Regions from separate parts of the Mus musculus genome. Here all the other regions are linked to region 2. A link is a loop called in an ENCODE intact Hi-C map of the cell type or tissue named here. Cell type or tissue: left cerebral cortex. All regions are shown on one strand. Each heading gives the region's core, and the rest is flanking DNA. Links, peaks and the distances in the headings are about the cores only. Region 1 holds the start of Hipk1 (homeodomain interacting protein kinase 1). Region 2 holds the start of Rsbn1 (rosbin, round spermatid basic protein 1). Region 3 holds the start of Dclre1b (DNA cross-link repair 1B).

Region 1 (10,572 bases), core at 1,073-9,072, 120 kb before region 2:
CTATGTTGACCAGTCTTCCTCACCAGTTGAGAACAATGCATAAAATAAGGCTTTCAGAGATCCAAGCTTCTACCCTGAGATGACACCCAAGTACTAGTAGAGTAACAAGCTGGAAGAAGCCCGGGTCTGTGAGTGGCCCTGCAGCAGAGAGCAGATTAATAAGCTTGGACACCACTTTGACATAGAACATTTACAATTAGGCTGTTACATAAAACAGAAACAATTTTTCCTCTACTAGATTATTTAGTCAGATAAAAATACTCAGAAGTCTTCCCTAGGGCTATTTTATAGTAGGTCAGGCTCCTGAAAGGCTCCCATAGCACAGACCTCCTTTATAGTTACACTTATTTAACTTAGTCCCTTAACAAGCATACACCGAAGACCTGGCTGCCTGGCTGCTAGGAACTGTTCTAGACACAAGAGACACAGTGACCAGCCTGGTCTACAAAGTGAGTTCCAGGACAGCCAGGGCTAGACAGAGAAACCCTGTCTTGAGAGGGAGGGAGGGAGGGAGGGAGGGAGGGAGGGAGGGAGGGAGAGAAGACAGAGTGAGTTCCAGGACAGCCAGGGCTACAGGGCTACACAGAGAAATGCTGTCAGAGAGAGAGAGAGAGAGAGAGAGAGAGAGAGAGAGAGAGGAAGAAGAAGAAGAAGAAGTAGAAGAAGAAGAAGAAGAAGAAGAGGAGGAGGAGGAGGAGGAGGAGGAGGAGGAGGAGGAGGAAGAGGAGGAGGAGGAGGAGGAGGGATAGTTTGTACATCCCAACACTCATGCATAGACAGATGGATAGACAGACAGATAGATAGATAGATATGCAACCAGTGATAAGCTACGAAAAAAACACGAGATGGTGGTCAAGGAAATCTTTTTATGGTGTTGGCATTTAAACAGCGATCTAAATGATAGCCAAGAACAGTTGGTACACAGATAGTGATATTCTGTGTATAGCCTGTATCTTCTGTGTAGCAGAAGAATGGGAAAGGCAGATGCAGAACCCAAAGAGGCAAGCAGGGGTAGTTCCTCTAACTTTTTCCAGCATCACCATTTAGACTTATTTAAAAGTTGACCTCTGAGGACAGAGGTGGAAGTTAAGAGTCAGCTCCATGGTTGGCTCACTTGTTGCTCTTGCAGATGACCCAGGGTTCGGTACCCAGGTCTCACATGATGGCTCACAGCCATATGCAATTCCAGTTATGGGGAATCTGACACTCTTTTCTGATCTCCTTAGGCACCAGGTATACACATGGTACATATTCACATGCAAGCACAACACTGATACACATAAATAAAACTAAGAAAATTTTAAGGGTGACTTCGGGTGCAGTGAGATAGCTGAGTAGATTAATCTCCAGAACCACAGAGGAAGAGAGCTGTCCCTTGCCGGGTGTGCGCACGCATGTATAAAATCGTTTACGACGGACTGGAGAGGTGGCTCAGTGGTTAGGAACACTGATTATTGTTCCAGAGGTCCTGAGTTCAATTCCCAGCAACCACATGGTGGCTCACAACCATCTTGTAAAGTGATCAGATGCCCTCTTCTGGTGTCTGAAGACAGTTACAATGTAATTACATGCATAAAATAAATATTTTTTAAAAATAATTTTAAAAATAAAAGCCAACTTCTTTTCTGAAGTTTAAATTCTGTAAGGGTGGTCCTCAGTAGCAGGGTAGTGAGCCACTATCGTTATTTTTCTCTTCTTCCTTTCTGCATCACTATCATCCATCATAATGGCTGCCTTACAGTATGTGTCAATCACTTCCTAACATGACTGACTATGAAGATCACACTACTGCTCCTGACATAAATGTAAGGGAATCTCAGCAATGATCCCAACTGAATTAGAGAAACACATGTGACAAACTAGTCTTTTGTCTGTGATAAAATATTACTGCTGTAAGCATAGTAACACAGAGGCAAAAAACTAAGCTTAAACCCCGAAGGACAGCATTTGCATAACAAGTTAGCCACCCCTTTGCAGTAGTATTTCCTTCCTTCCTGCATTCGGGCCTGCGGATTACAAGCAAGTTTCCCAACTAGTATTGCAAAACAGGGTGTGGAAAGGTGATATTAGCTGCCAGGAGAGCACCTACAGCTGTGTAACCTCAGTCATTTAAAAACTGCTCTGCTGTTTTGGTAAACTGGCTAAAGGATCTTTCCTTCTGGGTAACGTGCTTTCCCGAGTCTCAATACCTGCTGGTTCTGCATAACAAATCGATAGCGATAAAAGAAGAGTATTGGGGAAAGGTATTATCTTACTATGTAGACAAGATACAGTCAACAAGGCTATAAAGTTTGAAATAAAATGACAGCACTAAGAGTTTCCAACATAAGAACAGAGTTAGACTAACAAGTAGAGATCACCATAAAACACAAATAATAGCAAGTGAGGGCCCCATCAGATCAGCCAGCAAAGATCCAAAGGAAGCCTGGCTTAAAGAAGGTAACAATGGTTTGGCAGACGGGAAGTACACCGAGGCTCTTTTGGAAACAATAAAATACCTTTGCCAGGCTACAAGGGATATGGAAAACGAGTACCTGTGTAAAGGAAGGAAGTGTATTTGACTGGAGAAAAAGCAGGAAAAAAAAAGACAGTACTTGACTTTTACAGCTACTTTTTAAAAAATCTTTCTTAAATCCCTAATTCTAGAAACTAAAAAAGGCCAAATAAGTTTTACCCAGAGCTAATGAGCAAAATGCTGGTTCCTTTCATAAAGTAACAAAGAAAATACGGTACCAGGTGCCTTTAAAGAAGCCACAGGGGGGGCTGGAGAGATGGCTCAGTGGGTAAGAGCACCCGACTGCTCTTCCGAAGGTCCAGAGTTCAAATCCCAGCAACCATATGGTGGCTCACAACCATCTGTAACAAGATCTGACTCCCTCTTCTGGTGCGTCTGAAGACAGCTACAGTGTACTTACATATAATAATAAATAAATCTTTAAAAAAAAAAAAAAAGAAGCCACAGGGGATTCAATACCCTTAGACAGCTGCTGGATATGGCACCCAAAAAAGGAAAAAATAAAATATAATAAAATCAAAGTATAAAAGGCACTAGAGGGCCAGCAAAATGGCTCATTGGGTAAAGGCACTTGCTGCTAAGCCTTTAAAAATGAGTTTATCCCCTGGATCCACATTAGAGAAAACCAATTCCCAAAATTTGTTTTTTCCTGAATGCGTGCGCACGGTCACAGGCACGCATACACAAAATGTAACAAATATACACTACTGAGAAATACATTATGCTACATATACTAACTGAATTTCTACAACTAAAAAACGATAAAAGACAAAATCAAAACCAAAAGAGACCCATCCCAGGTACCATGACTTTTCAGTAGGCTGGGGCAGGACCACCCCTTCAGCTCAGGAGTGGGATCAAGCCTGGTCAACGGAGCACTAGCCTGTGCTCTTTACAGCAAACAAAAAGAAAATCAGAGTAAGTGTTAGCTCAAGGAAATGATTTTAATAACTTGTGTCCAAAATGGCATGAATTGTAAGGAGAGAAACTGGCTAAGAAGCAGTAGGGGAAAGGTCTGTAACAAACACAGATTGTTGTCACACAGTCCAAAAGAAAGAACAGTTGACAGATCAGGCTGCTCAGGCTTACAAAGTTATTCAAATTACAAAAGAACCAATTAAAATACAAAGCTAACACGCTGCACAAGTTCCGAGTGTAAGTTCACAGGCAGGTCTGGCTCACTGATCGCTACCAACAAAGCATTGCTAGTTCTGTGCTTATAAAAACAAAAACAAAAAAGGAATGAATTCTGTTTTCCAGAGAAATGTCAACTCTGATTTTTTTTCCTTTCAGGAGGAAGATCTGGTTTGATTTTAAATCTCATTACTGATCAACTTGCTCTAAAATCTGTAAACTACAATGTCCAGAGATCAACTGTTCAGGACGCTATCAAAAAAACGACCTGCCAACCAGCGCCAACATTTTTGTCAGCTGCTTTACCGGTTTGGCAGCCTCTAGCTTCAATCTCAAAAACTTTACCGAAATATTCTTCAAACCAAGAAGAGTATCTTTTTTCGTTTGTTCGGTTGGTTGGTTTGGTTTTTTGAGACAGGGTTTCTCTGTGTAGCCCTGGCTGTTCTGGAACTCACTCTGTAGACCCAGGCTGGCCTTGAACTCACAGAGATGCTCCTGCCTCTGCCTCTGGAGTGCTGGCATTAAAGGTGTGTGCTGCCAAGGAGAGTATCTAAAAGACTCCATCACATTGCAACACTGAGTCCTGAGAAAATTGCATGCAAAGTCTTAAAATAACCAGTTGAATAACAGTGATGAGGTAAAATGAGTCGTTAGGTTTTTAAATGTTTTACAGGAAGCTTTAGGCTTTTAACTGAGCAACCCCCACCCCCAAAAAAAATTGGCAATGGTTTGCATTCTCTATCATCTTAACCAAAAAAAAAACAAAAAAAAACAAAAAAAACAAAATCTTACAGACCATGAATCAAAAATAGCTTTACACAAACAAGAGCAAAATTGTAGGTTTTGCTGAGGCCATCCGCCACTTAATTTAACCCCACTCCGTCTACAGCAGGAAGCCATGCTGCTGTTTTCATCAGTTACTAGGAAACAAGATAAAGAGCGGACTGGGGCAACGGAGTCTACATTTGAAACTCTTGTTTGTGGCTGCACTACACTACTGAGAATTCTCAAAGTGTCACCAAAGAGACAAGAATGCGCATCTTATGAGTATCCACAACTGAGTCACTGGTTATGTAGAGAAAAGATTCACTTACTGGAGCTTGCCCCCACCCCCTCTCCGGCTTCCCGTTCCAGTACCCATTCCCAAACAGGAAAGAAAACGCGCCCAGCATAAACACACAGGCCATTGCTCACGGTTCGTCACCACAACAAACTGGAGGTTAGACCAACGCTCCTAGAGACCAAGTTTTTAGGTCTCGGTTGCCAAGCACAAAAGGGGGACGCTGCCCTACAGAGCTGTTTATAGTGTGGGTCCTACCCAAAGGCTTTTGGTTGTTTCCATCTTTTAATGTTTTGGATTTTGTTGTTCTTGGCTTTAAAGGCGACGACGGACTGCAAAAGTTTAGACCTCTAGCTTTGCCTTGCAGAGATAAACATATAGGTGGGCTGGTCCCCACACAGCGTTACCACCATCACAAATTACATACTCAAAGACTACAGAACATGAACCAAGAGAACAGAAAAGCTTCCATACCAGCCCGACCACCACGATTTACTCTAGATGCGGTTTCCCGGTCCCCAAAGGCACCAATACGCCCAAACTACAGCTACAGGGAGTGGGGTGACATGCACACGCACAAGCACAAGAACCTGCCACCGCAGTCCGCGGTTGGGGTGGAGATCTGTACGGTGGGGAGATGCCAGACGGACCCCTGTCACCTGAGGACAACACGATCTGGAGGGAAAGGCAGGAGGCAGGGGGAGCTGCCCATTTTCTCCGGCACGCAGTCGCGCCTGGCCGCTCGCGACCAGGCGCCTAGGGCCGCGCGGGGCCTGGCGAGAGAGGCACCCCAAGCAAGCCGGCTACCCAAGGGAGTCTGCGGCTCGCTCCGTCCCACCTCGGGGCGCCGACTCCCAAAGTCCACGACCCCAGCCCCTCGCCGAGCCTGACTCACCGCCGGTGTGTGTAGTTCTCAGCCTCGAGTCGGGGCCGCCGCGAGGAGGCGGCGGAGGAGAGGCGATCCGGGGCCCCGCAGCCGGGTCATCATACCCCCCGCACGAGCCGGCCCCGGCCCCGGCCCCCGCCCCCCGGAGCCGTCCCCGCGCCCGTCCTGCGGCCGGAGCCTCGCCAGCCTCCCGCCTGCCCTGCCACCCGGCCCCTTCCCGCCGCCGCCGCCTCAGCGCCGAGCGCTCCCGCCTCGGCCTCCCCTGCGGTCCGGGGCCACGGCCCGGCCCTTCGCTCCGCAGCCGCCGTTGTCACCAGACCCGACAAGTGGAGCCCCGAGCGACCGCCTCCATCCCGCCGGCCCCGCCTCGCCGGAACCATTCAGCCACCTAGCGCCATGACACCTACTGAGGCGGAAGTGCGGAGGAGCGGGAGGGCTGAGATCACTGCATCTTGCCCCGGGCCGCGGGTGTGGGTGGGCCTCCGTGGGGAGCCAGCGTGGACAGTGTGTGGGGACCGGTTTCCCAGTCCTCTCCGCACAGCAGTCTCCGAGGTCGTTTAACCGGCGTTTGGTGGCGGTCGGGTTTCTTACAGTTAGATGTCATCTCAGCTAGTGTGACATCACCCCAAACCAGTGTGATTTTCCCCCAACATCCCAATCACATCCCAGCGATTGGGCAGCGCAGGGAGACATTGACTACCTGGGGATGACTCTGAGGGTTTAGAATTCTCAGTTTTTACTTAAATTGTTTGCTGCCATGTCGATTTCAGGGCAGCATAAGGGATTTAGATGCCTCCCTGTGCTGAAGCGCTCCCACCGTAGAATCTGTTAGGAAATAAAATATCCGAACTCAGCTCCTCCATGCATGCAGTAAACAAAAATTGTCTTACCTCCACGAAGGGTAGAAAGGCGGTGGATTCCGGAAAGTGGACCTGGCATAATGTTTAAGAAAAATGACCCTGAAAACTAGGTTATCTTAGTAGACAGTTGCCAACTCAGCCTCAAGAGATTCTGTGGGACTTGATATGCCTTCCGCGCTGTAAAATGTTGGTTCTTAAAATGAGAAACATTTCTTGGAGTCGAGTATTTATAAGAGTAAGGTAGGATGGTACGTGCCTTTAAACCCAGGATTCATGCCTTTAAACCCAAGATTCTGGAAGGAGAGGCAGATGGATCTCTTGTGAGTTTGTCAACTTGATCTACATAGAGAGGCCCTACCTAAAAGAAAGAGGAGTGCCGGGCAGTGGTGGCGCACGCCTTTAATCCCAGCACTTGGGAGGCAGAGACAGGCGGGATTTCTGAGTTCGAGGCCAGCCTGGTCTACAGAGTGAGTTCCAGGACAGCCAGGGCTACACAGAGAAACCCTGTCTCTGAAAACCAAAAAAAAAAAAAAAAAAAAAAAAGAAAGAGGAGGAGATGGAAAATGTGTTCTTTCTTACAAGAACAGTCTGAACCCCTAACTGACTATCCACCACCATAGATTTTTACCTGTGTCCTGTGAGCAGAGAGCAGGTCTAGGAGAGGCCTTTCTATCAGTTATATTTTTCAGTCCTCACTCATACATCCATGATTTCTTTGGATCTTCACCTAACAAAATGTTTTCTAGGCTATCCTATCATACCTTTTAAGGAAAGTCGTTTGAGTTTCTCCTCTTAACATTGGGAATGGGGAGGAAGTTCATTTCCCTGGAGAGCCAGGGTTAGCAAAATGTTCAATCCCACAGGACAGATTCCCTTGCATATTTTCACAGAAACTTCCTTTCTTGAGTGTTTAGAGAACATAAAGTCCTCATGTTGGGCTGGCCCTGGAAATACCAAGACACAGAATGAATGAACATGCCTGCTTAGATAGCCAAGAAAAAGGCCTGGTGTTAAACAGATCTGCTTAACAAACAAGCTTTAGTTATGAATTGCTCATTTTGCCCTACCTCACCAGAACTCTATGACTGGCTTTTCATTTACTCTCAAGTTATGTCTCTTTTGTGTTTGAAAACATCTCAGATGTTACATGTCAGAGCCTTTCCTGATTGACTCCTGCATTCTCACTCAGCCCTGTCACCTACCTGTTTATTTGTACCAGCTCTTCATATAATTAGTCTCTGTTTTCGTTGTTCTTGACTTGTTTTTTTTTTTTTTCAATCTGTCTCAGTCTTCAGGGAATGTTTAAAAGTGTAGTATTTTTTTCCTCTCTAATGTCATTCACTCATTCGTCCAACAAACTGCTTTATGCCAGACACTCCCTAGATACCAGTTCAGATGAAAGATGAGTAGGATGTAGTCTTCTCCCCCCCCCCCAGAGTTTTCAATCCAGTGAGGAAAAATGCCACACAAATATACATGACTTGAATAATGGAGTCAGAGAAGACCATCAGAGAAGAAAATATCTAAGCATGTTTCAGTCAACAAAGCTTCAAAGTTTAGTGCTGCATAGTCTGTTTTCCATTCAACAAATCTATAGAGTATCTCCTATGTGCGGGACATTGCTGGAAATTAAGGAGGAAACAGCACAGCCTATACACTAAAGGAACTAACTGGATGCAGGATTGGTAAGGCAGGTAGACTCAAGAGTTTTGAAAAGCAGAGGCTTGATCAGAGGAGCAGGACATGGTAGTGGGAAGGTCAGTGAGTGGAGAAAGGGGCAGAACAAGTACTTCCTCTCTCAGACAAGAGCGAGCAGCTGGAGAAGGACTGGGGCTGTGGTCAGTGCTGCAGGTACAAAGTTACTTTTAGTCAGTCCTGGTAGCACAGGCCTGTAATCCCAGCACTTGGGAGGGAGAGACAGGAAGATCTGGATTTCAAGGCCAGCCTGAGCTACTTGAGACTTAGTCTCAAAAACTAAATTTTTTTTTAAAGTCACTTCCCAAGAAGCAGAGACAAGATAATCTCTGTGGATTTGAGCCAAGCCTGGTCTACATAGAAAGTTCCAAGCCAGCTAGATCTACAAAGTGAGATCCAGTTTCAAAAGAGCACAAAAAAGAACTTTGACTTCTATTCTGAGCAAATGCCTTTAGAGGATTTCAGCAGAGAACTAGTGTGGTTTGAAATAAGTTGTGCGAGACTGTGTGTTTGGGGAGCAGACAGGAGCAAGGGAGGAAGCGGGGTGAGTGCTTAGGAGATGCCCGCAGTGGCTCAGAGAAGACACAAAGGTTTCTTGGACAAGGGTGGTAGAGGTGAAATGGTAAGAGCAGGGAGATTTAAGATTGTCTCTAGAGTTCACAGAATTTGCTAGCTGTTTGGGTGGGAAGGGGAATGAAAGAGAAAGGACAAAATTCTTGCCCGATGGCTGGCACACACCTTTAACACTGGCACTCAGGGTGCAGAGGTGGGTGATCTCTGTTGAGCTGGAGGCAAGCCTGATTTACATAACATGTTTGAGGCTAACTGGTTATACAGAGAGACCAATATAAAATAAAATGAAATCAACTCAGCAGCAATTTAATGAATTCTGGGGTAGAGAGATGGCTCCATGGTTAAGAGCACTTGCTGCTTTTGCAAGAGGACACAGTCAGTTCCCAGAACCACATGGGAACTCACAGTCATCTGTACCTCCAGTTTCAGGGGCTCTAATGCCCTCTACTGCTTCCCATGTGGCACTGAGTACATATGTGATACGTATAAATACATGCTGCAAAAAACACACATAGATATTTTTATTTATTCTGTTTTATGTATTTATTTACTTTTTTGAAAGAAGATTTCAATAGATGTGACTGGCTTAGAATTCAGAGATCTTCATGTCTCTGCTTCCTGAATACAGGGATTAAAGGCATACACCACCTTGCCTGGACTAAAAACAATAAACAAACAAATTGAAAGAATGATAAATGGACCTCATTAGAGAAACATAATGGGATTTGCCAGCAGTGTGGAAGGTCATTTTAATGTGTGAGATTATGTCATTAACTGGCCTTGATAGCACAAGCCTGTGATCCCAGCACTCGGGGGCTAAGGAAGGGGGATCATGAATTTGAGTCAAGTCTAAACTGCATGGTGAGATCCTGTATAACGGCAGGTGCAGAGGGCTGGAGAGATGGCTCAGCAGAGGACTGGGTTTGATTTCCAGAATTCACAAGGTGGCTCACAACCACATGAGACTGCAGTTCTGGGAGATCCAAAGGTATTTTCTGGCCTCTGAGAGCACCAGGCACATATGTTGAGGCACAGACATATGTTAAGGCAAAATACCCACACATATAAATATGATAACAATTTTTAAAAATTAAGAAAGGACTAAAGAAGGGAAGAAAGTGAGAGATGGAAAGGAGAGGAAGAAAGAAAGAAAGAAAGAAAGAAAGAAAGAAAGAAAGAAAGAAAGAAAGAAAGAAAGAAAATGAGAAAAGAAGGAAGGAAAGGAAAGGGAAGGGAAGGGAAGGGAAGGGAAGGGAAGGGAAGGGAAGGGAAGGGAAGGGAAGGGAAGGGAAGGAAAGGGAAGGAGGAAGGAAGGGAGAAAGGAAGGAATTTTTTGAGGTGGTAACCACCTGTAACCTAAGCACTCGGTTGTCTGAGGCAAAAAGACAGCAAGTTCAGAGCCAGTCTGGACTACATGGCAAAATTTGTTGTGTTTTCCTGTATACACACATTTGTGGAGGCCAGAGTTTAATATCAGGTGTTTTCCTCAATTTCTTGCCATCTTATTTTTGAGACAGGTTTTCCACTGAACCTGAAACTAGACTAGATAGCCAGCACACCTTGGGGATCTGCCTGCCTCCGCCTTCCTAATAATGGGATTACAGGCACACGCTACCACATTCTATCTCGCTTGGGCACTGGAGTTCTAAACTCAGGTTTCATGTCACTGACTGAGCCATTTTCCAAGACCTTGTTTTAAAATAAAAATAGCTTGATGAGTTATTCCTCCAAAAACCATCCAGCTACTCCAGCAAAGGCAGAGTAGATAGTATGATTTATCCAGATGTAGGATCTTTTTCCAGGGAAGGCTATTTTTATAAGAGGGACCAAGGAAGTGGCATGATCCTGA
Region 2 (10,572 bases), core at 1,679-9,678:
AAGCTTACTCATAGGCAGATTTTTTATCATGTGATTTTAGGTTTATGATGGAAAAAATTAGCCTTTTCCTGGTTGCTTAAGCAACAGTCTAATGACTAGTGTAAATTGGCCGGATGTTGGCCTGGTTCATTTGCCCCTGCCTGAATAAATTCTTAACAATATACTTAACATTCTGATTAGGCATGATACTGTGTCTTATATTTAGCCACATAGTTACATGTGGTCACTGATTAGCTAGTAATGACATCAGACTTACACATCTCTGATGTGGCCATGACAATGTTCTAACAATGGAATTCAGCCCAAGTTATTAGTCATTTCATTACCCTACAAGTAGAAATAGTTCCACTTGATGTGTGGAAACTGAAAATTGGGGAGGATGGTAAAGGAAACATATAAGTTGCTTTATCTTGTAGCTAGATACATGCTGAGCAGGCAGCATGAATAACAAGCCATAGGTAAGAAAGCTGTTCTCTCTAGTGTATGTTTGCTGATCTTTGCTGCCTTTGTTGAAAAAATAAAAGGAGGGAAGGAGGGAAGGAGGGAAGGAAGGAAGGAAGGAAGGAAGGAAGGAAGAAAGGAAGGAAGGAAGGAAGGGAGAAATAATTAATATTCCTCGTTGGGACAAATACTTTCAGTTCACATGTAGAGATTATTGATATCCTTGTACATCCCTCCCTTCATCCAACTGTGTTCGTGTCTATCTTCAGTTCCTAGCCCAGTTCTTGACACACAGTATTTAGTAAGTGTGTATTTAATTGGAAATGCCTGAAGTCTGCTATTATTCTAGAGATTCATACTCAAGTATTCTCCAGAAAGGAAATGTTCTAGATGCTTCTAGAAGCCTAATATTACATATATGTAAACACATATATGTTCTCACATTATGTTTTTAAATGTTAAGAACAAAAAAAGTAGGCAGTAATTTCTCTTTACTTATAAGCTATTTTTGAGAAAGTTTACATGAACTTGAGAAATCTTTATTCCTGTAAGACCATGCACATGTCAATTGTAGACCCAGTTTAACAAAATTCCTTGTAGAACTGGGCAAGAATTGATATATGTATATATTAAGGTGTTAGGAACATATGTATTTTTATATGTATGTATTTTTATATGCCTACACATAGTAAATACAATAGCGAACCAAGAAATATAACAATGCCTTTGAGAGACTATGGCCCTAACTTAGAATCATCTATGAGGAAAACTGGCTGGAAAGTACAGGAGATTTAGGAGTCGAGGGAAATATAAGAAAAACCTCAGCTTGCCATAGATGAATTAATGTGAAACATCATAAGCACATTATGACTCATCAGAGGACAAAGATAAATTCCAAGGCCAAATGTGAGTCCTAACTTAGTGGTTTTGTGACACACCATTTCCTTGGTTTTGGGTATTGCTATATATTCTGTTTGCAAAGAAAATAACTCGTTTGGTATGGTTGTTCAGGTCTGTAATACCAGTAGTTGGGATGCCAAAGTAGGAAGAGTGCCACAAGTTCAAGGCTGTCATGGGATCCATAGTGAGTTTATGCCTGCAGACTGAGGTCTTTCCCCCCCTCTCCATATCATAGTTATAATATACAAATATAATTTCAACAATTTAAACACTTTCAATATGATACTGATATATTTATTTTGGAGTATTGTTCTGGAGGAAATGTTTAATTTCAATGATCATGCAAGGAAATAAATTATAATCTAAACCTCTTGTCAGTCTTTACCCTATGTATTTTTCCTCTGATTACAGGTGTTTGTAATTCTTCCTCACCAAGCAAGCCTACAGAACGTGTTCAGCCAAAAAATTCCAGCTCCTTTCTGAATTTTGGTATGTGTATCATTTTAGATCAGAGTTAAAAATGTATATAATCTGGAGCTGGAGAGATGGCTGAGTGATTAAGAGCACTGGATATTCTTCCAGAGGACCCAAGCTCCATTCTAAGCCCTCTGTAGTGGCTCACAGCACTTGTGACTCCAGTTCCAGAGAAGCTAATGCCCACTTCTGACCTCTGCAGGGACTGCAAGCACATGGTGCACAGACATACATGAAGCCAAACATCAAAACACATAGAAAAAAATTATTTTTATATGTTTTAAACAAAATTTCATTTTTATTTAAATAAAATTTAAAAATTAAAATTGTAGGAACGGTTAGAAAATTTAATACTGCTAGGCAGACATACAATTGCCCAAACATAATTTTATTTCAGAGGAAGAAGCAGAAACTGAGAGATCAGTCTCTGTTATTATAGTCCTTGTCTCATTTTGAGAAAATGTTTACTATAAATGCTCTATTTCTTTAGCTATAAAACTTCCTTTACATTTCATCCACTCCATGTTTCAATGGTTACAATTGAAATAGTAAGATTTGGTTGGATGTTGGTGGCGCACGCCTTTAGTCCCAGCACTTGGGAGGCAGAGGCAGGTGGATCTCTAAGTTTGGGGCCAGGCTAGACTATAGAGTGAGTTCCAGGACAGCCAGCGCTACACTGAGAAACCCTGTCTCACAAAACCAGAGAAAAGTTAAAATTTGTATGAAATTAGTTTAAAACATTCAGATGGAACATTGTATAAACTATGAAAAAACACGTAATTTTGCCTTGGCAACAGACGTTTTCTGCTTCCTTCTTTTCTCTACATCACTTGAGTGACATATGGATCATCTGACTTTACATTGTGTATACCCTGGAATGAAATCTTAGCTGTATCCATGTTGCTTCTTCTCAAACATGCCTAGATGTCAAAGTTGCTATACTTGAAAGCACTTAGTTTTCATTGCTTCCTTTAGCAGTGGCAATAAAAATTATAAGAATATGTTACTTAAAAATATTGAAGTTGCCTCAGATGGAGCACACCTGTAATCCTACCACATGCAAGGGTGAGACAGGAGGATCATAAGTTCAGGGCTATGTCATAAATGCCCCCACCCCCTAAGTTGAGGGGAAAAAAAGCATATGGTTCAGGTTTCTTTTTGCTGAATTGACCTATATTCGGAAACCTGTAGTGTACAGCTGTTTTAAAGTATTACGAATTAGCTAGTGACTCAGATCAGATATAGGTATTTGAAGCTGTAGTTCTCACTGAGGACACAGCAAGTCCTCACCCCTCTGCGCAGTGCATGGGCTATAGTAAAGGCGCCTGTATTGAGGAGATGATGGTGATGTGTAACTACCTCATCTGAATATTTTCCTTCTCTTTATCATCAAAAGAGTAAGGTTTACATGAGCTAGGCTCTGTACACCTCCACCAACATTTAAAATTACTAGTTAATAAATATGAGGGGTTTATTCCAGCTCTGGCATATAGGTGTGTGTGTTTGTGTGTCTGTGTGTTTCTGTGTCTGTGTGTTTGTATGTATGAGTATATGTGTATCTATGCATGAGAATCTTGCAGAACTTGCCAGGCTGGCCTTGAACTTGTGGTCCTCCTGGCTTAACTTCCTGTGTGCTTGGATTAGAAGTAGTTGGTACCATTCCTGGCCTACTGTAGTTTTGGTTTTAGACTTGTAAACATCAGTAGTTACTAGGGAAGGTGATGAAATTCAAGTACCAGAAAGATCTTTGAGTTTTTCATCTTCTGTTCTCCCTCTTTCAAACCCTTCGGTTTTAAATTTAAGGCACCAAAGTTGCTAAGATGCTTTGAGAATCTACCACAGTCAAGACCTACATCGCTAGTGACAAAGAATAAATGTCCTCATCACGAAATTCTTTTTGAAAGCACCCAGTAATAGCTTTTATTTTATATGAAAGATTTTCATGTTCTTCATTGTGGAGGCAAGGAAGGTGCATTTCAGGAAGAAAAGTAATTATAACTCACTTAGAACCTCTTCTTCTCAGGATTATCTTATATTTTATAAGTTTTGAAACTTAATGTTTTAGTAAACTCAGGAGTTTCTGTGGCTGCATAGATACAGAACTAGATTTAATAATGCCACACTTAATTTTATAAAAGTGAAATTTGTTTTGTGATCAGTGGGTGAATAAAACAGATAAATGGTATTATATATTTAATTATTACAGGCTACTATAACCAGGGTTCTTCATATAGTTAGTACTATTAGTTAATCTGTAAATGCGCTAAGTTTAAATATTAGTAGTATTTGGGTTGGAGGTGTGCTCCAGTGGCAGAACACTTGCCTAGCCTATGCAAGGCCCATAGTTTGATCCCCAGTACAACAAAAATATTCAATTTTCATTTAAACTTTAATTACTAAAATGCCTCCACAATCTATTACTAAATTGATCAAAAAGGGTGCTTAAAATTTTAATGTTATACTCTAAAATTCAAGTATTAATTTCTGTGTATAAAAATACCCATCTTCATTCAGTTTTATTTTTGTCCTCAGGTTTCGGAAATCGTTTTTCAAAACCCAAAGGACCAAGGAACCCGCCATCAGCTTGGAATATGTAACGCACCTCTGGATTTATAAGAATATTTGTTAAAATTGTACCTGCAGATAAAGCTACTTGAATACTGCTATAATAATAATATCAGTAATGAGGATATATTTTGTCAATAGTCTTGAAAAGGAAAGCAATATGTGACAAACTTCCAGCAAACTTGTATTTTCATATTCCTTATATTTCACTGGGAACTGCCAATAAAGTTTGTACTTCAGTTTATGCTTCAAAGTGTATTTACTTTTCACGTTTGAAAGTTATTATATTTTACTTTCTTTCTATATATGAATTTTCTTTAAATATAAATTTTTATTTTGAGATGATGTCTCCTCCTCCATAGCCTTTGGAGGGCTGTGGTAACAAGCACACAAGTCCAGCATAAACATTAATTTCAATAGAATTGTAAGAATTTGATCATAACGTTCTCTTTAAAATATTTTTATGTATACAAGTGTTTTTGCCTGCATGTATGTACAGCACCTGTGTGTAGTGCCCATCGAGGCCAGAAGAGAGAACCAAATCCCTTGAATTGGAATAACAGGTTGTGACTTGCTACGTGGGTTCTAAACCAGGGTCCTCTGCAAAAGTAGTTAAACGCACTTAATTCACCATCTGAGTTGTCTCTCCGACCCTTCAACTAAATTTATACACTGCCTTAATATTAAAAATAACTTTAAAAAATAGATTTTGCTATGCAGCCCTAGGCTGGCCTCAAACTATTGATCCTTCTCCAAGCTGCAGACCGCTGCTATTGCAAGCGTGCTCCATCACGACTGACTAAAGGTTTTAGTTAGAAAACAAAGCACTCCTTCCTTTGTGCTTGCAGTACTGCTTGTGAAAATGACTAAATGTCTAAACGGAGTGTATCTCCTCAATTTCCCCAATTGTTGCGTAAAAGAAGGAAAGATGATGTACAAATAACGGCAGTGATCACTTCTGTATTGCTATGAGGTGTCCAACTGTATGTATGTTTACCCAGTTATTCACTTACCAATTCAAGAAAAAAAAATCAACAGCGGTTACTTTTTGTTAGCACTTTAACTTTCTTTTTTGATAGTGTGTTCTTCATAGAAAAGGCCCTATAGATAAACGTGTCCACATAAAACGAATTTATGTTCACAACCATTTAAAGGTACTGGTGATTTGAAAATGTATTTCTATATGACTATGGATTCTTCTAAGTAAATTATATTTCAAATCTAGTTTTATACAGTAAATAATTTAATGGCTCTTTATTATTGTAAAGGGTTGGCTTTACTTTCCCTATCAGTTTAATATTTTTACTTATGAAAATACAGCCTAGCAACAGTATTATTTGCGCTTTAATACTTTTTGTTGGGAAACCCAAATGCTAGGGCAAATTGACCTGTATTGTTACTTGTTTATTGTAGTACAATGTATACCCAGTAGGTGTTCAAGAACTTCTCTATTTTAAACGATAACTTTTATTACAGAAGTTCACTCAGCCTAAGTTACTTCTCTGGGAACTAGTGGTGTTAAACCACAGTGTCTTTTATATGCCTAGTACATCATTGTAGTCGGTTATTTCCAAATAGCTTTCTCAAGGACTTAAATGCAATTCTAGGTAAAAAGCTAAAGTAATGAAACTCAAAACGGATTTCTGAGTAAACACCATCTCCTGGCGAACAGTGTCAGGTTGACAGCGCTTTTCACATTTGCAAATTTATATGTATGGGTTGAAAAAAAATTAAAAATTTCTATCGAGACATTTTTTTTTGTTGTTAACTATAGCTGTATGTTCAACAAAAATGCTGGATTCTACCTTTCCAAGAATTGGAGGGAAAAGTGACTCTGGCAAGGCGGAGCTGCGCTCAGGGAACGCCTAAGGCAACATTTGCACCTGCCTTGAGCCTGCAGCGGTCGCCACAGCAGTGCTATAGGAAATGCTTCAAAAAAATTTTTTTTTTCTTTTCTGAATAGCAGCTTTACAATGTTCTACAGCGAAACCGTCGTTTTACATATTCCGAAATTCTTTTCCTCCTGGTTTGTCAAGGGTAAACTGGAGATTCTTTTACCTCACAAAGGCTATGGGGAGAAATACGAAATTGAAAAGTCACTATGGAGACCACCTCCGGGCAAGATGAAGGAGGAACACTGGAAGTGGAGCGCCTGAACACACGGCGAGACTCTGAAAGCTATTAACATTGTTTGGGCGGTTAGGGCGGTTGGCGGCAACTCGCCGGAGGGCGGCAGTTGCGTGGCACCCCGAAGCGTGCCTAGGCGCACGCTCCCCTCCGCTCCTCCACTCAGAGAGCAAAGTGGGGGCGGAGGGGGAGGGGGAAGAACGCGAAGGGCGGTGGAACTACAACTCCCGCAAGGCCTTGCGCGTCCAGGGTGCTTTACAATAGAAGCTCGGTTGGCGAGGTCTGCGGAGAGGTGTCGGAACTGCCGTTTCCGGCATGTTCAGGTCTACGAGAACGACCGATCAGTGGAGGGTGGGGGAGAGACTCCAATGCCCAGCGGGCCATGCGCGGGCAGCGCTTGCGCGAACCGCGGACGGGGGGGCGGTCGGGCCATTTAAATGTGTGTTTGTGGGTGAAATGGCTGCGCAGGTCGGAGCGGTTCGCGTAGTACGGGCGGTGGCGGCGCAGGAGGAGCCGGACAAAGAAGGGAAGGAGAAACCCCATGTTGGGGTTTCGCCGCGGGGAGTGAAGCGGCAGCGCCGGGCGAGCAGCGGGGGTTCTCAGGAGAAGCGGGGGCGGCCGAGCCAGGACCCCCCTCTCGCTCCCCCTCATCGGCGGCGTCGTAGCCGCCAACATCCCGGGCCGCTGCCTCCAACGAATGCCGCCCCAACCGTCCCGGGCCCTGTTGAACCTCTGCTCCTGCCGCCTCCGCCGCCACCGTCGCTGGCACCCGCCGGGCCCACTGTCGCTGCCCCGCTCCCGGCCCCGGGCACCTCGGCCCTCTTCACCTTCTCGCCTCTGACGGTGAGCGCGGCCGGGCCCAAGCATAAGGGCCACAAGGAGCGGCACAAGCACCATCACCACCGCGGCTCCGATGGTGACCCCGGCGCCTGCGTTCCGGGCGATCTCAAGCACAAGGACAAGCAGGAAAACGGCGAAAGGAGCGGAGGGGTGCCTCTGATCAAGGCCCCCAAGAGAGGTGAGAGCAGGCGAACCGCTGGGGCTCGGGCTGTAGGTCTCAGTGCCCATATCCCGCCCCTTTAGGACTGAAAGACGCCGCTCTACTCCCCTGAGCCCACTGGAGTGGACTCGGGATTGCAGGCGGTTGCCACAGTTTGACCTACTTGAGGCTTCTCTCTGAGGCCGAGCTGTCAGTTTCCATCCCTGTTTGCAGTTCCCCCGGAGCCTTTGCAACATTTATTTTCAAATTCGGCAGGGTTTCCGCGCCGCGCAGTGCTTGGCATCGGATTAGTAGGTGGGGTACTAAAACCTCCCTTTCTGAAGTAAAGGCTTGTCACTGAAAGTCCCTTCTTGTTCTCTTGCTTGGAAATCTTTAGTTTTTCTCATTCCTGGCACCAGCATATTTACAGGTTTGACTCTGGGCTCTGAGTTTGAATTCTTAAAGAGGTTACACAACTACTGGTTGCCTTAGCTTCGGCGAGGTTAAAAAAATCATTTACGGTGTTTATTTTTCAGCTAGACGTAGTAAAAATAGTTTTTTAAAAAAAAATATTAGCCCTTTTAATTGTTAGTATGGTTTAGGATTGGTTCGAGGAAGGTTTTATCACCCTCTGAGTCTAGGAAGTATACCAACCGTATCTCTGAAGGGAAGGAAGCGTGCAGTAGGATGCAGATGCAGATGTAGATTCTAGTTTCATTTCATTTTGCCAGAGCACTGTTTGAGAATCTCTGCAATTCCAGCAGTCTTTAAAGGTTTTTCACATAGAAAAAGTAGGACTAAGAGTGCTTTTGAGATGAATTAGGTTGGCCAAAATTGGTGTCTTCTATTGCCAGATACTTGTAGCATGTATTTATATTCTTTATGGAAGAAATGAAGCAGGGTTTTGGTTATGCCATATTTATACTTTGTATATATTTATAACTTATAATAGTCATAATCAGTAAATACTAACACACTAATGTGTTCGAATACTGGGTAATTCCAGTTATTAACATGTTAGTCTTTGATTCTAAAATTTCGAGTGTCTTGGATTTTTCCCATATATTTACTCACAATGCTAACCAGTTTGTGTGTGTGTGTGTGTGTGTGTGTGTGTGTATGTTTAGGTGAAATAATAGGTTTTCACTTTTCCACTGGACAGAACTGCATCTATATTTTTCTTTGGTGGTATCCAGATACCATCTTTAGGAGTATAACTGTGGCAAACTGACTGGTATGCCAGTTTTCAAAATAATTGCATATTGGAGTAGCTTATATTTTTACCCTTTTTCCTCATACTCCCTGGTGTGTGTCCATACACAGCCACAGGGACATTTCAATAATCATTTTCTTTAAATTTGTGCTGTAGGAGAGAATACTAGTGTCCTTGGCATAAAGCTGAGACTCCTAAATGCTAGTTAAAGCTTTATCACTATTGGCAGTCTGCTTGGCTTTCTTTCCCTTGCTTCCTTTTCTCCACTCCTTTGCCTTGACAATTCTCATTCCAGAGGCAGTCAGTAAGCTGACTAGAAATGATCTGAGATCTCTCAGTTCCCCTTTATGGGGGAGGGTGGTGCTGACACGTGTAGTAATTCACAGTGTGCGCCCCGGAAGACTGTACAGGCCCCGTGTTCTTTTAAAATCAAAACCAATTCTGTAATGCTGATGAATAGAATTTTCTCAGATGATGCAAATATTCTATATCTATGTTGTCGAATATGGTAGCCATATGTGACACTTAAAGATTTGTAATGTGACTGTGTGACTGAGAAACTGAAATTTTATCTTACTGTAACATACAACATGTTCCATACAGCTCATGGCTACTACATTGGACTGTACAGCTTTTTGCCAGTACACGAAGAAGAGAAATGGGTAAAACCAGGCTATTTGAACACTTTTCACTTCTGGTTTAGAGAGGATTGGATTGTATACCCAAACTGTATAAATTCTGGGGGAAATTGCGCCCTCTGGTCAGGTATATTTGAGGAAACCTGTCCGGGAGTGGTCTGGATATCTGACCCACACTGAAGCTTCTGTATACAATAAACTGTGTTAATATTGTTTAGTTTAAGCTTTTTGAATAGTTGGACCAATACTTGTAAAAAAAAGAAATCACAGTTTGTTTATTTTTATTATCTTCAGGTTCAGGAGGCATGGCTCTGGAAGTAAATTTTGGTTCTAGTACTTATTGTGTGATCAAGATAAAAAATTAATCTCCTTTTAACCCCAGTTTTCCTGTTTGTAAAATGAGGTTGAGGTATTTTCATTCATATGGTTGTTATATGGATTGTTGGGGCAGTGTATGGAAGTCATTTAAAATAGTGCTTGGCCCATGGGAGGCAGTTCAAACTAGCTTGCTTTATTTGTCTATCTATTTATTTATTAATTATTGTGCTTGGTCCTGTAAACACCTCTAATAAAGTAGATTGTTGTTTACAAAGGAATTTTGTCCTTTTGCTTATTCTAAGATTTTTGGGAACTTTCTTTTTTTTTTTTTTTTTTTTAAAGATTTATTTATTTATTATATGTAAGTACACTGTAGCTGTCTTCAGACACTCCAGAAGAGTGGAGTCAGATCTTGTTACAGATGGTTGTGAGCCACCATGTGGTTGCTGGGATTTGAACTCCGGACCTTCGGAAGAGCAGTCGGGTGCTCTTACCCACTGAGCCATCTCACCAGCCCCTTTTGGGAACTTTCAATTTACTTTGTAGTAATTATAGATTCACAGAAAATAACATAGAGAAGCCCTTTTCCTTTTCCAGTTTTCTTCAGTGGTTATATCTTATATAACTATTGTATAATACCAACACCAGGAAAAAACTGACGTGTGTGTGTGTGTGTGTGTGTGTGTGTGTGTGTGTGTTTCTGTGCCATTTTATCATATGTAGATTTGTGAAACCACCATTGTAAACAAGGCACAAAACTCTCCAGAAACATCTCTCATGGACTTCCCTTCATATCCTTAGGCACTGTCTCCCTACCCTCTCTTCTGTTTCTACCCAATAACAACCACCAGTCTATCTCTATAATTTTGTTATTTGAGAATATTGTATATTCGGGGTCTTTTGAAGCTAGCTCATTA
Region 3 (10,572 bases), core at 775-8,774, 100 kb before region 2:
GCCTAGGACTCAAGCTGTCCTGAAAGAACTCTCCACAAGGCTTTTGATGGACGATGGGCACCACCTGACAAGGCCTCAGCGCTGCCACAAAAGCACGGAGCTCGGAGTAAGATGAATGGTCAGAGTACGGGACGGTGTAGATGCTGGGGTGAGGGCTGCGCACTTTCCGGCTTGTGGGGAAAATAGCAATGGTAGGGTGACTCTGGTTCCACTGAAGCATGGCAGAGTGGCAGATCTCCGTATGGTCCACAGCATGGATGCGCCCGGCTTCTTCCTCAACTGTGAACACGTCTGCCAGGCCCAGCAACTGTACCAACTCCAGGCGTTGAGGACTTAATACCACCCAGGTCCGAAACTCAAGGGCTAGTTGCTCCAGCAGTGATTCTTTTCCTAGACTATAGAGTCCTAAATTATGTCCAAGGGGTTGGAGGAAATAAGAGAAAGAAGAGAATGAAGCTATTAAGACTCTTGATCAACCAATGTTTAGCAAAAATACATAATATCTATGTAGCAATCCAAGAAGTTTATCAAGGTGCATTTAAGATATACAGCAGATGCCTGTATGGTGCACACAAAATCCTTTTTTTTTTTTTCTTTTCAGTTCAACAAGAGACGGCATCTACCAAGCATCAAGCGCTGTGGAAACAGATGAAGAAGGTTTCATCTCTCCAAGGTACCATCCAACTGCAGACTCAGAAACAATGTAGTGAAGGGTGGTTTTTCACACACAGGTACAAGTGTCATAAAAGGCACAGAAGAGCAGCAGCTGCCAGGTGATGAAATTAGGAAAAGTTTCTGTAAAACGACAGGTGACAGCTGGGCCAGGTCCACTTTGGGGGATGGGTGGGGAAAAGTTTAAGTATTTCTTTGGGGAGAAAAGAACAACACACTTCCATCTAATTAAAGAAACTCACCATACAATCTAGAGGCTATCTATTTCTCTATATCTTATCTATTAAGCCATGAAGTCATAGACCAGCTCAGGCTCCTCTCCATCAGTTCCCACAAAGTGTGGCTCTCTGGACAGCACAGGCAGGCAGTTTACTGACCTCAGCTCCCTTCCTCTTCAGCTTTTCTTTTGCTGATCCCTTTCCTTCACGTGTTCTGTGTGTTCTCACGACACACAGAGCTTCACATGCTCAATGTGTATCAGTTCTCCTAGCAGGAATCCTATCTGTACCTTGCTGCTTACAACAATGCCAACAGCATGCTGTGTGACACTAGAGACTCTTCAGTTCTGCCACTGTAACGCTTACAGGCCACTCCTTTTTGAACAGTATGCAGTCACTTGATTCAATAATATCTCCCTGCCTGAACATTCACACAGACGTGCTGAAGGAAAAACTCCATGCTTTCCAAAAGGCTTAGAGATTATACGTCAGGTATGTTTCCTCTTTCCCTTCATGCTTGTCATTTTTGCAAATTAATGGAAGATGGTTTTGGCTGAAAGGAAGCTGAGCGCTATCTTACAGGATGGCTAGGGTTAACAGCAGAGACAGGGTAGAGTGGAAAGCATCTTAAGAGGGACCACCTAAAAAGCAAAGTCAAGGTGATTAGGGAGATAAATCACTAGGAAGGCCAGCCAAGGTCTTCTGAAAATTCTGTAGATGAAATGGGGGTGGATGGAGAGTGTGAGGTAGAAAAGTGATAAGATTTTAATAATCAGAATACTATGTCTTTATAAAAAATAATACAGTAGGACCGTCAAATGCCTGGATGAGAAGTGGGAAGCGGAAGTTCCATCAAAAGATACTCACAAAGAAAAAAATGCAGGCCTGAACTTTAAGCAATGGCTGTGGTGACAGACATGGGAGTTGCTACTTAATAGTTGTTTTCAGACTTCACTGTTTCACAACTAAATTGCTAACTCCTTACAAAAATGTTTTGTTTTATATCCACTCCCTTTGACTATGATTGAAATTTCACTTTTGAGGCAAAATGTAGTTGTTTTTCTGCTTTCTGTACATCTTTTTCCTTCTCTGGGTCCTACCTTAAAACGACAAGAAGCCCTCAAAGTCAGACACCATATTTTATTTAGATTTATATCCCCATTGCCTACTAGGTAAGTGCTACATTACAGGGCTAATTATATATTTGCAAAATTAATCAAGCCCTACTACAGGCCGTCTCCTAACCAGCTGTGCTGTTCTTGAGAAAATTCTGCATGTTAAACTTCAAGAATAGTCAGCCATAGTATTTCTTCATGAAGAGTTGAGTAATCCTGAGGGTAGGGAATATTTCTCAATCAGTTTGGTAGTTACCCTGGTAGGTGTATAGTTTTTTCATTATTTTTATTTAAGGTCAAATTTGAAACTCCTTTCAGAGTTAGGACATATACTTTAAGATAGTCATTTTCCTCTTTTAAGGACCTTTAATTTTAGGAACAAGCAAAGAAATTATTTAGAACAAAATCTGTTTTTTTTTTAATAAGAAAAGCTGATTTTCATAAACTATCTCTTAAAAAGCAACTTCAAAAGAGTCCCCAAAATATTGTATACTGCTGTGGAGTCACTTGAACAAGCAAACAGCTGGTCTTCTAATGCACCTATTTAAAGCACAGCAATCATAAATTCACTTAGCAAATATTTATTGACTCCCTCTTTTCCAGGCATTGTATAGGCGCCTGAGATAGCACCCTAAGAAATATAGAGCCTCATTATAGTAGAACCTACATTCTAGCAGAAAAACAGTAAAAATTAAAAGGAATAAATATGGAAACTGTGAAATCTATATTAGGAGACAATTAAGTGGAATACTGTTCCTCTTCCAGTTAAAACCACTCAGCAGCTCTTTATTGAGATTGCAGTCAAGTTTAAGATTGCTCAGTTCCACTCCAACTCCTCTGCCTTTTCAGCCTCCCTGCATTCTGTGTATCTGTCGCACTGGCTGCTACTTCTCTGACAAAGCGTCCTCCTACTTCTTCTTAAAAATGTTTATTTATTTTATATGTATGTGTGTGGTCCTGAGTGCATATGTGTACCACATGTATCCAGGGGCCCTCAGATCCCCTGGAACTGGAGTTACAGATGGTTGTGAGCCACCATGTGGGTGCTGGGAATTGAACCCGGGTCCTATTGAAGAGAAGCCTGTGCTCTTAGCCACTGAGCCATCCCTCCAGTCCTCTTAAAAATTTCTTTTTATTGTTTGTTTTGTTTTATTTTGCTTTTCAAGACAGGGTTTCTGTGTAGCCTTGGCTGTCCTGGAACTCACTCTATAGAACAGGCTGGCCTCAAACTCAGAAATCCGCCTTCCTCTGCCTCCCTAGTGCTGGGATTAAAGGCGTGTGCCACCACTGCCCAATCCTTGAGGGTTTCTTTTGGAGTTTGTTTAGGAGTTTACATTTGTGTGTTGCGGGATATAGCAGCAGAGGCATATTTAAAATGTACAGAATACACTGGGAGGTGATGGATTTAATTAACGACAAAGCTGGGGAGAAGAGATGAGAATTTAAGAGTGAGGATGGTGGGCAAGTTCACATTTTTTCCCCTTTGGAGATAAGAGTCTTTCTACAGAGCTGTGGCTGCTTTGGAACTCACTATGTAGACCAGGCTACTTCTGCCTCCTGAGTGCTGGGATAGAAGGTGTGAGCCACCAAGTCAGCTGGGAGGTTCAATTTTAAATAAGATAACCATAGTAGTTTTACAAGAAAGGTGAGCAAGGCACAAAGATTTGGAAAACAATGAGGACCTTCAAAGAATTTTGATTCACTAAGCATGAATGGAAGAAAAAGGGAAACCGCTCACCAATTTTTATGTTGTGTTGTGGGAACTGTCGGATTAGCTGGACAATCTGCTGAGTAGCCTCTTGTCGGGAAGGAAGAACCAGGGCTGGATTGCAATTAGTGTTGTCTAGATACAAAGTATGAATCTGTTTCCCCAGTATCAGAGCAGGTTCCTTCAGCATGGATGGTGTATATCGAAAATCACCTGGAAGAATAATATGTGGGGTATAAGAAGTGGGCAAAAAACAAAGGCTAGAAGACAAGCCTCTTCTACCTTCAGTAGCAGATGGAGATTGGTTACGAGTTTATGCAAAAACTGTCCTGGCACTGAACTGTACAGTCTAGTTTCTTTGTGAAAATGTCTCTTTCCCACTCTTGGAGATTTTCTGTTTGATTGATGTTTTTCTTATGAGACAGGGTTTGTCTACATAGGCTGGGTGTCCTAGAACTCACTAAGTAGACCAGGCTGGCCTTGAACTCATAGAGATCAGCCAGCCTCTGCCTTCCAAGTGCTGGGATCAAAGGCGAGCACCAACATGCCTTTCTTGTTTTCTTGCTCTTGTGATTTTATTTAACAAAGTAAAGGATGGATGGTCAAGTAGGAAATCAGTTGGAAAGGGTCCCTGTGCCTGTATGGGATAAAGCTATCTTTCTGGGTAAAGGTAGCTATAAAGTGTGAGGAATGCCTTGGGAGGCTCACCTGTGTATAGAATTGTTCCAAAGTATCCTTCAAAGAGAAACATGACAGAACCAGGGCAGTGATTGGCATCTATGAGCGTTACAGTCATGGTTTCTTGCCCAATTTCATCTAGAGGTAATACATGACTCTCGCCAACCTCCAGGGCCCGGATCCAGTGCTTAGACACCTGAGGAAAACAGTTGGTCACCCGAGTAACCATAGACTTCTCTTTCATCAAGGAAAGCTGACCGAGTTCTGAACCACTCTCATGTAAGCTGTTATAAGGATTCCCAAGAAATCTCTCCTTCCTCTTCTGTCTCCCACCCTTTGTACAGATTTAAACTCAGAATCTGAAAACAGTCTAAATAAAGATTCTCACACTTTCTCCTATCATGATAATCCCAGCCATGGGTGGGAAACAACTGTCAAAAAAAGTTCCAGTCTCACACCAGCCACTTCTACTGACACAGACAAGATGAGGAGATGTTAGACAATATGTGTTTTTATCTAGCACATTAGATGAATTATTGGGGGCGGGCAATGAGTGTTGGGGATCTAACTTAGGGTTCTTGCACACACTAAACAAGTGTTCTATCACTGAACAGTCTGGTAGATTCTTAAATGCAAATTAGGAAAGCACTGGTTTTTGAAAAGATAGGAATCATTTCCTTGACTAAAAACCTCCAGGTAGTTAACTAGAAGCCAGTCTCATTCCGGGATCAATTCCCACATTTGTAAAAATTCAGTCCTTATGTCTCCCACTCGGTAATCCCCCAAACTGTGACAGATCAGAAGTCCCCACCCAGATTCCTGGACTAGGTCTCAGCGATCAAATCCCAGCCCCAATACCTGCAGGCGACGATGCAAGAGGCAAGCAGTGATGGGAGAGCAGTAGAGGGGCCGGGCCCAAGTGCTAGACAAACCCACCGTGTGGTCACAGTGCATGTGGGTTAAGAAGAAGAGCCGCGCCGAACCGGCACGGCGCAGGCTCCAAAAGTCCACAGCAATGGGCGTTTGGGGGATTACGACCCCGTTCATGGTGGCAGAGTTGAGGTGTCACCCAGTGGGGTCTTCGCGGGAACCGCACTCCTGAGTGAGGTTTCCACGACAGCGTCCCAATGACAAGTGGACTCTGGAACAAGTCCAGAAGCCCTAAAGGAAAACCATCCCAGAAACGGAATTAGTAGACAGAGTGAGAAAAAAGAAGGTGGCCGCGCTCGGGACGATCAGGATGAAAGCGCCCAACGCGGAAGAAGTCGGGAGAGCATCACTCACAACCGCGCGCTGGAGCTCGGGCCCAGTCCCCACATTGTCAAAGCTCGCGCGGCGGCGGGGAGACAGACCCTAGTAGTTGATTTCCGATCGCCGGCCGCGGCGCTCACACAGTGAGCTGCGCGCCTGCGCCGAGGGGGAGAATGGGTGGGGGAAGGGCGTCCGGAGGTCGGTGCCCCCCCCCCCCCCCCCCCGGACCTGCGCTCGGCGCTCGGCGCGACCCGGAAAGCTGCTCCTTGTGTCTCAGGGCGACGGGGCGGGATTTCCGCAGGAAGCTGTCTGGGGTGTCCTCGGCCACTGGGACTAGATTCCCAGGGAGGAGGCTGTGCTAGGTCTTTGGCCTTTTGCTAGTGTAGAATTCGTAACTGGGCCTAGAGAGAGTTGAGATCTGCTGGGCAGAGCCAACGGCCTGTGGGTCTCCGGGCGGCTCCTGAAGGGTCGGGGCTCGCCCGAGGACCCAAGAATGTGTTCCGCCCTGGGGGGCAGGCACAGCAAAGTGACATCTCGCCGTTAGTGTTTTCACTGACTACATCTCCTTTATTCAGGCTCCCACATCGAAATTAGGAGGAGCCCACGAGTTCCCTACGGGTCTGTGGAAACTGTCCCGTGAGTGTTGGCGACGATGCCATACCTTGGCTCTGAGGACGTGGTGAAGGAACTGAAGAAGGCTCTGTGTAACCCTCATATTCAGGCTGATAGGCTGCGCTACCGGAATGTCATCCAGCGAGTTATTAGGTATCACCAACCTACCATAGAATTCTAACTCCCCCCCCCCCCCCCCGGCCCCACTTTTAATCCTCTTCAGAGCTCTGCGATCACTCTGAAAAAGTTAAAGAAGGGCAGTTTTATCTTTTGGCCTTGAGGCTGCATTTCTGGGTTGTCATCTCAGTCTTCCGTGTGGAACACCATGCCCAGTTGAGAGGTCTCCTTCATACCACAGGCTTTAGCAATTGCGGCTGACTCCTGGTTCAATGACTTAACGTAGAACAGTTCTCCCTTTTTTCTAGATTCAGACCTGTATATCTTTCTGCTTGCTTTACATTTCGACTTGGATAGTTCATCAAAGATATGACCAAAATAATACTATCATTCTTCTCCTCTTTAAACCTACTATTCTGCTTGTATTTGTGTTATGAATGTCACCAGGCACCCTACCAAGCTTGCTAGTCAACCTTGAAAACATTGTCTACTGTCAGGTGGTATGAAAAATTCAAAATATCAATTCTTGTTCTTAAAGTTGTACTGTTGTTGGCTCAGGCTGTAATTACCAAAGCCTGTTGTGGTAGTTTATTAATAAGTAGCCTTGTCTCCTCACTTTGGTTAGGATTTTTTCTATTATATATGTTTGAACGTGTAACTAATCTATAGTTGTAGCTCAAAACTGTAGGTAGGACACAAAAGTCCCATGGGGTCCTTTTTTAAAAAATCGTGATCTAGGGATCAATTCTGATTTCATTAGGATGGGATAGAATCCAGGAACTGTATTGTAAATAAACAGTCTCAGTTGATTGTAGTAGTTTGGTTCCACAACATTGGAAACAGTAATCAGTGGAATGAAATCTAAACTTTTTGTTTGTGTTGTTTTGTTTTTGTTTTTTGAGACAGGGTTTCTCTGTGTAGTCCTGGTTGTCCTGGAACTCACTCTGTAGACCAGGCTGGCCTTGAACTCAGAAATCCGCCTGCATCTGCCTCCCAAGTGCTGGGATTAAAGGTGTGTGCCACCACCGCCTGGCTGAAATCTAAATTTTTTATCATGCCACCCAAGGAACAAAAAGAATGTTTAGTTCTTGCTCGTGCCTCCTAGCATGAATCATTATCTGTGTCACGTTTTCCCAGTGAGCTGGTCACAGAGCTAAAGCGTTCTGTGACGAAGCATTTTCTGACTTCCATAGTGGCATGTGGATGTGGATCTTCTTGGTCTGTATTTTGTGTATTACTTCAAGTAGTTACACTGGATTTTTTTCAAATCAGTGATGTTCTTAGCTGACTTCTTAGTTGATCTTGAGTTCCTAAACATCTGAAGCCACTATGGAAGTCAGAAAATGCTTCTTCACAGAATGCTTTAGCTCTGTGACCAGCTCATTTGGAAAACGTGACACAGATAATGATTCATTTTATTTTGTTTTGAGACAGCCCTAGCTATCCTGGGAACTTACTATGTAGGCCAGGCTGGCTTTGAACTTTGAACATGGCTTTCACCTGCCTATGTTTCCTAAGTGCTTGGGTTAAGGGTGTGGGTCACCAAGCCCTGCTTTTTTAAATGTTTATGAGCATTTTGCCTGCATGTGTAAGTGTACCACAAGTATGGCTTGTACCTGGTGTCTGTGTATGTCAGAAGAAGGCATTAGATCTCCTGGAGCTATAGTTACCAGTGGTTATGAACTGTCATGTGGGTGCTGGGAATTGAACCCATCTCTTTTGCAAGAACAACAAAATACTTTTTAACCTTTGAGCTCTCTCTAGTGTGTACCTTCTTATAGATGATGTCCCCATATGATCTCTGGAATGTTAAAGTGGAGTGTACCATTGCCAGATCACGCCATTGGTATGTACTAAGGATTCAACAGTGTGAGAATAGAGAGCAACAGTTGCAGACTCTTAATAGGAAGTTTTGTGTAACATTAATAGACAAAGTAGACCCAATTGTATTTCTCTAAAAGCTCATAGTTTGGCTAGCTAGCCAGAGCACATGTAAATACAACTCTTCCTACAGATTGGGAATTGTGTGTTTTACTTCTTTCTGCTCTGTGTATTTGTGACAGGCACATGACTCAGGGCTTGGACATGTCTGATGTTTTCATGGAAATGGTAAAGGCCAGTGCCACTGTAGATATTGTTCAGAAAAAGTTGGTTTATCTGTATATGGGCACATACGCACCTTTAAAACCAGATCTAGCACTCTTGGCCATCAATACGCTCTGCAAAGACTGCTCAGACCCCAACCCAATGGTTCGAGGACTGGCACTACGGAGTATGTGTAGCCTCAGGTGAGTGCTTCGATACCCTGGTTCTCAGTGGTTGGTGACTATAAGAGACTGTAGAGCAGATTTGTAGTGAGGACAGCTTAAGTTCCTGAATACTAAATAAGGACTGTTCTACTTTGAACTCAGATTTTCAGCCATTAACTTCGACTTTCGAAACTGTATCTCATGGTTTTCTTAAAGGTGATTTTCCTTTATCTTGGTGAAATAGTTCTGAGTTTTGGTTAAAAATGTTTAATGAGTCATTACTGTAACTTGTGCTGGGTGTGCAGCATCATTACAGATGAAAAGTCAGATTATGCCTTATTAAGTTTGATAGAGGCTTTCTCCAATTTCTTTTGATCTAGTAGATATACATTCAAGCATGAACTATTAAATAGTATTTAAACTAAACCTCTGATGATTGAAGAAGAACTTAATTTTGTCAAAACTATTATTTCAAGATCTGACTGACTCCAGGATGTGTCTCTTAGGATGCCTGGTGTGCAGGAATATATCCAGCAGCCTGTTGTTAACGGTCTGCGTGATAAAGCTTCATATGTCAGAAGAGTAGCAGTCCTCGGCTGTGCCAAAATGCATAATCTTCACGGAGACTCTGAAGTGGGTAAGACCATCCACTATGCCCAATATTTATTTGTGTCTCTATTATGTATATAACTTTGGAAAAAAACTATGTTGCTTGGTAGAAAATAATAATAATGTGTCTACACTACTTTGCATTTTTCTAAATAAGATGCGTGCCCATTTGTTTTATATTTGGCTCCTATTTTCAGTCTTCAAATGAAGTTTATTTCTTGATCTGTACATCCCTCTTATATCCCAAATGATGTTAATCTGCACTGCCTTTGTTGTTTCTTTTAGCAGAGTGGTAGCTTTGTCTGGCCAGAGCTGTTACTCTGGTTCTGTCACTATGACTCAAGGTTTTCTTTATCTGTAATCTTTGATCTCTGTTTTAGATGGTGCTCTCGTCAATGAGTTGTACAGTCTTCTGCGTGACCAGGATCCAATTGTGGTTGTGAACTGTCTGAGGTCTCTAGAGGAAATTTTAAAGCAGGAAGGAGGTGTTGTCATTAATAAGCCCATTGCCCACCATCTCTTAAATAGGTTCGGATGCTCTTTTTTTTTTTAATGAGATATGAATCATGGTAGGATTTTGTTGATGCATTAAACTAAGCCTTCCTTTATTACTGTGTATGGTGGAGTGGTGGTGATGTGGATTTGGGTATACATGTGCCCCGGCATAAGTGTGAAGCTCAGTAGACAACTTAGAGGAATTGGTTCTCTCCTTCCACTTTTAAGTGGGTTCCAGAAATAGAACTCAAATTGTTAAACTTATACAGCAAGAAATTTTACCGAACCATCTTACTGGCCCAGAAGTAACTTCAAGTTTACCACAGTTATCAATTGCCTTATATTTCACTGAGAGAATTCTTTTCATCTGACTTACTATGTCCTGATATGTAAAGACAGTAGGAACATGCTGTGGAGATTTGTTCTGCAGCACCTATTATGTCCATCACGCTAAGCCAGTTATTTATCGTAAAATTTAGAGAATCTGGAGTCTTAGGGAGCTAGCTCAGAGGTTAAGAGTACTTGCTGCTCTTCAGAGGAGGACCCCAGTTCTCACCATCCATGTGGTGACTCGGTTGCCTGTGACTCCAGTTTCAGGGAATCCAGTGCCCTTCTTATGGTCTCCTAGGGTACCAGGTATGCACATAGTACATTTAAATATGGGTAAAATACTCAAACACATAAAATAGAAGTAAGTAAATCTTGGGAAAAATATAGAAAGCCTGCAACTGGAGGTACAGTATAGTTTAGCAGTAAGTACTTGATAGCATGTGTGAGACCTGAGTTCCATCTCCAGTGCTAGGAAATAATTAATGTAGAGACTTTGTATCTGATTTATGTTGATAATA

The links. Peaks named below come from ENCODE experiments on the same cell type or tissue, not always from the same donor. Only the 100,000 strongest peaks of a DNase experiment are listed, where the experiment ranks them.
Region 1: it touches region 2 in a loop (4-fold over the local background); 3 of 42 quality-filtered maps call a loop at or near these places.
Region 3: a loop joins it to region 2, with 2.4 times the contacts of the local background. A loop is called at or near these places in 3 of 42 quality-filtered maps.

Annotation. Positions count from the first base shown.
Region 1 is chr3:103,785,391-103,795,962 of GRCm38, forward strand. Hipk1 (homeodomain interacting protein kinase 1) reads right to left here and starts at 5,885. Exons shown (of 16, transcript NM_010432.2): 1 at 5,605-5,885. In left cerebral cortex, for the core only: CTCF peaks have their summits at 5,679 and 6,012; DNase peaks (open chromatin) are centred at 4,780, 5,207, 5,466 and 5,984; H3K4me3 peaks cover 2,382 bases; H3K27ac peaks cover 2,072 bases.
Region 2 is chr3:103,907,629-103,918,200 of GRCm38, forward strand. It overlaps Ptpn22 (protein tyrosine phosphatase, non-receptor type 22 (lymphoid)), which reads left to right. Exons shown (of 21, transcript NM_008979.2): 20 at 1,753-1,830; 21 at 4,348-4,624. The coding sequence ends at 4,412. Rsbn1 (rosbin, round spermatid basic protein 1) reads left to right here and starts at 6,492. Exons shown (of 8, transcript NM_001356556.1): 1 at 6,492-7,525. The coding sequence starts at 6,823. In left cerebral cortex, for the core only: CTCF peaks have their summits at 5,788 and 6,636; DNase peaks (open chromatin) are centred at 6,797, 7,461, 7,691, 8,170 and 1 more place; H3K4me3 peaks cover 3,664 bases; H3K27ac peaks cover 1,978 bases.
Region 3 is chr3:103,803,651-103,814,222 of GRCm38, forward strand. It overlaps Dclre1b (DNA cross-link repair 1B), which reads right to left and starts at 5,737. Exons shown (of 4, transcript NM_133865.2): 1 at 5,250-5,737; 2 at 4,422-4,587; 3 at 3,744-3,926; 4 at 1-405. The coding sequence starts at 5,438. It overlaps Ap4b1 (adaptor-related protein complex AP-4, beta 1), which reads left to right and starts at 5,867. Exons shown (of 10, transcript NM_026193.2): 1 at 5,867-6,407; 2 at 8,435-8,659; 3 at 9,127-9,257; 4 at 9,610-9,757. The coding sequence starts at 6,295. It overlaps Gm15471 (predicted gene 15471), which reads left to right. Exons shown (of 5, transcript NR_040412.1): 2 at 1-106; 3 at 602-673; 4 at 1,278-1,382; 5 at 4,564-4,790. In left cerebral cortex, for the core only: no CTCF peak of the experiment used is centred there; DNase peaks (open chromatin) are centred at 4,915 and 5,841; H3K4me3 peaks cover 2,210 bases; H3K27ac peaks cover 1,535 bases.